Linked DNA regions of Homo sapiens: region 2 is linked to region 1. A link is an interaction called in ENCODE POLR2A ChIA-PET data of the cell type or tissue named here. Cell type or tissue: MCF 10A. All regions are shown on one strand. Region 1 overlaps RAD51B (RAD51 paralog B). Region 2 overlaps LOC124903334 (a long non-coding RNA gene).

The links. ChIA-PET counts read pairs that join two places held together with the same protein. Peaks named below come from ENCODE experiments on the same cell type or tissue, not always from the same donor. Only the 100,000 strongest peaks of a DNase experiment are listed, where the experiment ranks them.
Region 2: POLR2A ChIA-PET joins it to region 1 with 11 read pairs; 7 of 35 experiments call an interaction of 5 or more read pairs at or near these places.

What each region holds. Positions count from the first base shown.
Region 1 is chr14:68,474,580-68,478,579 of GRCh38, reverse strand. It overlaps RAD51B (RAD51 paralog B), which reads right to left. Exons shown (of 11, transcript NM_133510.4): 11 at 487-932. The coding sequence ends at 916. Among named protein-coding and RNA genes, the nearest start is that of RAD51B-AS1, 210 kb to the left of the region's middle. RefSeq lists enhancers at 2,021-2,240, 1,237-2,436. In MCF 10A, no CTCF peak of the experiment used is centred here; a DNase peak (open chromatin) is centred at 1,909.
Region 2 is chr14:68,524,710-68,528,709 of GRCh38, reverse strand. LOC124903334 (a long non-coding RNA gene) reads left to right here. Exons shown (of 3, transcript XR_007064223.1): 2 at 38-4,000. It also overlaps a transcript of RAD51B not described here. Among named protein-coding and RNA genes, the nearest start is that of RAD51B-AS1, 160 kb to the left of the region's middle. RefSeq lists enhancers at 1,242-1,762, 1,763-2,284. In MCF 10A, no CTCF peak of the experiment used is centred here; DNase peaks (open chromatin) are centred at 1,229, 1,829 and 2,089.

The DNA of each region.
Region 1 (4,000 bases):
CCCCCAGACCTTGCCCTGAACCCAGTCTGATGCTTCAATCAGAGCCTCATGGCAGTAGGAGTGTGTAGGCTGGGTGTTCTACTGGAAACGACTAAATTATCCTACGGGTCACCAATTGATTTATTTGCTAATTGACTGGCCCAGCTTTGGGCTTTAAATCTAAAGAAATCATTTCATCCTTTATTAAATACTGCATGAGTCTCAGTCTTTGTTCTGCAGGGCTATACACAATATACCAATAAAACTTGAATTTACACTACAATAGTTATGCCACTAATGACCTTCAAATGCCACTAATACCATACATGCTCCACTTCTCGGCTGGATCTGAACCTGTCAGTGAATTCTGAGCCCATCGACCTCCCTCTGACACAGAGTCGACCCCCTTGCCCATGCCCGCCCCCAGCCTCCCACATCATTCCATGATTTCATTTCTGAATCGGTTACTATTTGGAGACCCCAATTCCTTTACACCTACTCTTTTTATCTGGTAGACAATACTTTATTCGGAAATGTTCCCTCCTGTAATTACAAATCTTGTTAGTCATCCTCCTCCTCTCCCCAGGAGGATTGTGGGCTTTAATTAATTAATGTGGTTAAACCGCTTTGAGGTGCCTGGTTGAAAGGTGCTATATAAGTGCAAATTATTATTATGGCTGTTGACATCCCATGGCGGCAAAGCCCTCAGCCCTACACATCTAGAGACCTGAACAAAGGCTTCTTCATCTTCACCTTCCCTGCTAGGTCTGAAATCGCTAGCTCAATGGTTTAGGAGCAAATCTGTTACCATCTCAACAGCAATCAACTAATTAATCCCCATTATGTCAGCTTCCGTTTCCTTCTTCCAAGCAGTACGGTCCTGTTTTATTTCACAAATCACACCCCCATCAACTCTAGACAAAGGTCACAGTATCCCTATGGCTTCTCTTGGCCTAAAGGAAAAAAAAAAAAAAGAGAAAGTTTGAAAAAAAAAAATTGTTATGAAATGCACTAACTTCCCACCAGCAACCTAAATGGAACTTTCCTCCAACAGCAGTCCTCTTTCATACGTATTGCCCACAGAGCCACTGGCCTTGCAAACCAGAGATCCAGAAACACAGCGGAAGTGTGGGTTAGGGTCCCGCAGCCCTGGCTTGACTAAGGATAGCTATAGACAAAAGGGGAGTGTCGCTGCACTGGGTGGGAAGAGGTCATCCACAGAAGCAAGCACCCCTCTTCAGCTTTCTCTATGACCCCCAAGTTTCCCCTGAGAAAGCCAGCTGCCATCTGTAGCCAGGAAGCCCTCACAAAGGCAGGGGACCATGATTTAGATGTTTTGTGCTATATCTAGCACACCACAGTCCTTAACAAATGCCCAATACTTCCACTATGATGGTAGCCATTGAAAGCAGCCCTGTGGGGGAGACTTGGCCTCGCATAGGGACGCGGCTGACCAAAACACTCCTTACAAGGTTGTGCCTCACACCCTTTGTTCCAGTGGATGTGGGCAAGCCTCAGGGGGTCATGTCTTCATCTGCCTTCATTTATCCTCCCTATTGAAGGGCTCCTTCAGGACACTGGTCAGCCTCTGTGGGAAATGATTTGGAGAGCAACAAAAGAACCTGGGCTCTCTGGGAGGGCTTCAGAATTCAGTAAACATCTGGACATGGAAGGCCAGGTTCTCAAGCAGTCTAGCTGGGGAGATGTCAAAAGAGAGAAAGAGCTGTGTCTGCAATGCAAGCCCTTAGTTCTGTGGCGACATTTGTTGTAGAAAGACACAGACACCCCAGTAGGTAGATAGGAAGATTTTTCAAAAGCTCCTCTATTTGTCGGGTTTTGTGAGTTCAGTGCACTGTTTGTCAGTTCTCATGGCATGTGTGAGGAAACAGAAGTTTCGCATGGCTGGCGAGCAGCATGTGATGGGTGTTCTGACTCTGTGTGAGCTATGAATAACCTGAGGTTGCATAAGCCTGTCCTGGTAGTTGCTGTTAAGCTGTCTGTTATCCTTGAAGTTTGTAAAGCCCTCATGGGTCAAGATGACTTACTGGATTCTCACCCACGAGCACATTTTAATTGACAAAAAAATTAAGCACTAAGTGGCGAAATGATTTACACTTCATCGGTGAAATTCAGGATCTGAACTCTTGACTCTCAACGTTGCCTTTATTGTTGAGTCAATCCATTTAGAACACATTAGTCAGCATGACTCAACATTCACTACTAATCAGCATTAGTGATGGAACTAATCAGCATTCCCCAGTGTCCCTGAATCTATCCTCAAATAGCAAAAGAAATTGGCTTCTGTCAAGAGACAATGGAATGCGGTTTTTGTCAGTATTCACAAGCTGAAATCCAGTCCAAGTCCCACGTACTCTCAAGAACCTACCTCAGTCATCCTACTTGGAATAAGTCTATTCCCTTTATCCTTCTATATTCCACTGTTTGAACCTTGGTAATAGGTATCACAGTTGGCTTTTGATTAAACTTATTTAACTACATCTCTCCTAACTAGATTCTGGGCTACTAAAAGGAAGGGACCTTTTTTTTTTTTTTTTCAGCCTTATATCTCTTGACCCCTGAGCACCATGCTTTGTGAACAATAGATGCTCAACAAATATTTGCTGAACTGAACTCACTGAAATGCAGCTTAAATCATATTCCAGAAAGAACATGAAGTTCTTTGGAAGAGACTTTCAAAGAAAATCAACAACCTGAATTGATTTAACATATTTTGGTACTGTTACCTGGCCATTTTTGCAAATGCAAATTGTTAACTCTGCAAAGATAGCCAAGTGGCTTCCAGGTTCTAAAAGAGAAATGTAAATCCAGTCTAACTATAGTCCAGGCCTTGGAATAAAGTTTTTCTCAATAATGTTATTTCAACTGATATTTTGTTTCATTTTTTTTTTAAAAGTGGAGGTAGGAAAAAACATTTTGGAAAAAAAAAAGTGTTTGGTCTATGACTTTGGACCCAAGTTCATGCCCTGCCTTGTGCTATAAGCAATAGTAGCTCTCATTGAAGTTTCTTTCCTGGATACTGCATAAAAGCAAAACACATACTAAAGTTCCTTCCTGAAGGAGATTCTGTTTTGGGTGGGCAGAACAAGATTTTTGGGTGCTGATCCTTGGTGAAGTGATACCCTTTCTCTTCTACTTTAGAGTCTGGAACCAAAGAGGGTCCTGATGGCACTTTTCAATACATACAATATTTATGCTGCATTTTAAGAGTATAACTCTATTATGCAACAAGCCCAGCCCTTACGTCTGTACTATTGCACCTAATCTCTGCAACTGGGCTCTTCAGAAAGGGCTGTGTCACCGAATATTCATTTTCTTTTCTCATGATAACAGAAATCCCGAAATTTAGCTGGGTATATGGCCACCCAGATTAATGACTATATTTTTAGCCTTTCTGATCATATATTTACAGACTGGCCAACATCATATAAACAGAAATAATGTGTATAACTTCTGGTTAATGTCCTTAAGGGATGGGGGATGCTTTCTCTCCCACCACCATTCTCTATCTCATGCACATCCTGCTACTGGGATGGAGGGCATGATGCTGAACCATTCTGGACCATGGTAACGGCAACATCCTAGGTGTGACAGAGCAAAAAGTCAATGGCCTGGGCTCTTCGATAGACATGTAGAGCTAAGCTGCCAAACCAGCTCTGGACTGCATTCCTCCTCGGCACTACAGGAGGAAGCAGTACATCTCTATCATGTATACCACTGTTAGTTTAGGTTATAGTTACACCTGGCCAAACTTATAATCTAACTGCACTCAGGGACTTCGTTGAAGGATTATTGTATCAGTATGACCAATCCATTTTAGCTTAGAATTTCCAGATTCAAATTTCAGGACAGGCCTGAAGTATCTCAACAGAGGCTCATGAAGCCTGAGAGGTAAGTTGTCACAGGGGCTTCCCTGATGGAAGATGAGAGGGCCCAAACCCACTTCGGATTTTCTAAAATCTTAGGAGCCCAGGCTGAGGGCTTAGAAATGGCTACAAACCCA
Region 2 (4,000 bases), 50 kb before region 1:
CAGAGCGAGACTCCGTCTCAAAAAAAAAAAAAAAAAGGTAAATAATTAGTTCTGAACAAATCTATATTTGCCAGGATTTTTTTTCCCACTAAATATGGACCTTGACTCAGAGCTTTCTCTTTCTTGCTCTTCATGCCACCCTCCTGACATTTACTGGTCAAGATGTTTAGTAATATGAATTTTAACAGGCTGATCATGGGTTTTTACAAGAGATCAGATAAAACTTAATTTATTTATACTTTATGATTTATGTCCAACTTTTAAAGTGTACTTGAGGTAGTTTACAATGAAAGTCACATATGCAATAAGTTGGTTGAATAATAAAGGGAAAATTAAACCATAGAGGAAGAAGGGAAAATAATTATGCCCAAAATCTGAGTTAATTATTACTGTAATTGAGTATTAAATTTGTTTAAGGCTTCCTGGCAGCAAAAGGCAAAGAAAGAGGAAATATGATGAATGACATCATTCTCAATGGCTGAAGTTTTTCTATGAAACAGTGTAGCAAGGTTATGATGGGCTAGAAACCATGCAGGGATTATGCTCCATTCAGGATGTATGGTACGGAAGACTGGAGGGAATTCTTTACTGGTTGGTGCCAGCCTTTTCTCATGGCTTTAGCAACAGGTTGGACGACTGTGGTTTTAGATGGCTTAGTGCAATCTGACTGGAGCCCACAAACTGAGATGGAAGACTTTTAAAAAAAATAATGTTTTAAAGTTTTTCAGTATAAAAAAATACACATTTACTAAAGAAAATTTGGAAAATTTGAAAGAGTATAAAGAAGAAAACACAAATATCCTTACAATTCCACTGCTCAGAAATAATCATTGTTAATATTTAGTAAACTTCCTTCCAGGCTTCTTTCTATGCATACTTTATGAGCTGACTTGTTGCAGTTCTTTCTGGCTCAATGATTCTACAAATTAGGTGGCCTTTGGCCCAAGTGGTTGTTGTGTTTAATAATAAAAATAGCTACTGCTCATATATTGTACATCTGATGTGCTCCAGACATTCTATTGGTGCATTATGTAGTCCCAGTCCTTCCAAGACCAACAGGCACAAGGAAGTTTTCCTATTTGCAGAGAGGTTATGTAATTTGTCTAAATCACATGGAGTGAAAGGAGCAGCAAAACACAAATCTGGGTGTGTCTGCACAGCATATTCTCTTTCTCCTACAATGTGCTACTTCTCTGAGACCCAGGGGTGCCCCTGATCCCTGCCACTTTGTTGTGACTCCTGGAAGTGGGAGTGCCAGAGTCTGACATCAGCTCAGTTGGTTCATGGGCCTCAAATGGCCAGCCCAGAAAACAGAAGGAGCTCGCTCCTCCCCTACTCTCTCTTTCCTTTTGTCCCCTTCCCCCACATCCCAGAGGTCAAGAAGCTAAACTGTCTAGGCTCCCAGGTTAGTTCAGGCAGCTGTTCAGATGGCTTTTACTTTGAAAAATACTGTAATTCAAACCTCTTTCATGGGGATAAGGTTAAGAAAAAGTCAAGAAACTCAGTTCCATTGTTTTCAGTCCCAACAATACCAAAGAGCATGTAGGCTTTTTCATTTTGTTTCGTTTTTTGTTTTGTTTTGGTCATCGTTATTATTGGGCTTTATAATTGAAACTTTGTGCGGATGTAACTTTCTTCTTTCCTGAGCTCCCCGTTCTGCCCAGAAACTTCTCTCTTGGGCAAGTCACAGACCAAAGAGTCTTGCAGCAGTCCCAAGCAGCCGCTAAGAGTCACAGATTCAGGCCGCACTGTTGTCAGGGCAGGCTGGCCACCACACCCAGAAGGGGAAGCCTGTTGTGAGTGGCCTCTGTCCAAAGCAAGCAGTGTCCCGTGTGCCAGGGGCCACTCCTGGCTGAAAATGAACTAGTTTTCTCCTCTCTCCTTTACCACTTTCGGGGACCTAAGAACTGAATCCAGAAGAACCAAGCGGCCTGAATGTCAGAGGCTCTTGGTGGGCCATGCAGTGGGCTGAGATCCTCTGAGCAGAGGTCTTCCATGCAGAGTGGTCTGCAGCAGTCTAGATGAATCAGGCTGGGTTGCCAGTGGGCGTGAGTCAGCAATAAGATGCCCTCTCCCCACTATACTTGCATAACTCTAAACACAGGCTTTGTCTTCCCTAACAATCACTCATCTGGCTGTGACACACTGGAGCCTGCTTCCTGGAGGACATGTTCATGGGAAAAATATTTTAAAAGAGGGTGTCCACACCTGAGCTTCAGCACTGTGTGCAACGGTAATTCATCTCAATTGCTGGACGTATAATACGGTCACATGTCGCTTAACGACACGTTCTGAGAAATATATCATTAGGTGGGTTTGTTGCTGTGGAAACATCGTCCAGTATACTTACACAACCTAGATGGTATAGTCTACTACACACCTAGGCTATATAGTCCTGTATGTGGTCAGTTGTTGACCAAAACATTGTTATGTGGCACATGACTATATGTGGCAAAGCACGAACAAGCTGGTTTTCCAAATGACTTGCCTCAAGATTTGGGACCCATTTAATAATAACAACGATAGAAACAACAGCAACAACAACAATGAACATTTTTATAGCACTGAACATGACCCAGACAGTTCACTAAGCACTTGACATATATTAACTCATGTATTTTCCCCATTTTACAGATAAGAAAACTGAGGCGCTATGATGGTAACCAACTTTCCCAATGTCACAGAGGTAGTAAGAACCTGAACCAGAGCCTCAGGAATTCCAATTTCTTAACCCAGCTCAGGAGTTTGACTTGGATGTTCATGTGATGGAATGGTGGAGGACAGAAGAAAATTGTAAATCACAAGTATTTCCCAGTTGATAACTTCTCAAACCCAAGAATGGCTCAGGTTGGCTCCCGGCACTTGGCATGTCATGGTTCTATCATGCTAATTCCATATGCCGGAGCTCATTGAAGTTGTGGCTGGCTATCTGGAAGGGGAGAAAAATCCCCCAGACCCTGTGCTGGCTGGAAGTGTTTGGCATTTGGGGCGAGTGTGGGTGTGAAAAGCAGCTTGTTGTAATGCTATAGGATGTCTGGACCACACTAAGGAGAGGCCCTGGCAACACTGCTAAGAAATGGAACATCACTCGTCAAGAAGAGACCCCATTGCAGGGAAACTCTGATGGCTGAAGTGCTCATATGCAGGTGGGGCTTAGCCAGGAGAACCATGAGAATTCCCAGATGGTCAGTGGGAAGGATGCTAAGGTGACCACCATGATTTTCACTTCCCAGCTCATGGGACAATGTCCTCCAGGTCCTATGACCTGAGGGTTGAAAACCCAGATAACTTTGAATTACTTTCTTATTGCTGTTGTAAAAGTTACCACTAATGGAATGGCTTAAAGCAAGGAAAATTTATCTTATAATTCTGGAGGCCAAAAGTCTGACATGGGTCTCACTGGGCTAAAATTAAGACATCTGGAAGGCGATGTTCCTTTCTAGAGGCTCTAGAGGAACATCCATTTGCTTGCCTTTTCCAGCTTCTAGAGGTGGCCCTCAGTCCTCGGCTTATGGCCCCTTCCATCTCCAAAGCTGATAATGGCCCATTGAGTCTTTCTTACATCGCTTTACTGACATTGAGTTTTCTGCCTCTCTCTTCCACATACTGGGACCCTTGTGATTATGCTTGGCCAAGGACAAGCTTTCTATCCCAAAGCCAACTGATTAGCACCTTTTTTGCTTCCTTAATTCTCCCTCACCATGTAACATATGCACAGGTTCAAAGGATCAGGACTTGGACGTCTTTGGGAGGCCATTACTCTGCCTATCACAGGCCACAGATGGAAAGGGTGGAAACCCCTATCACGAACATTCTTGGCCCAGTTGAGGGCCTGCTAAGCAGCTGGTGGTCTCTGCCACATGCTGGAGAGAAATCGTTGGAGACCTGCCTCAGAGAAAACACTGGAAATCACATAAATGGTTTTTAAAGAACTACAGCTACGTCCATCTTCTTGAGTCAAAAAACTCATTTCTGCTCCCTGTCAGAACCTAAAAAAGAA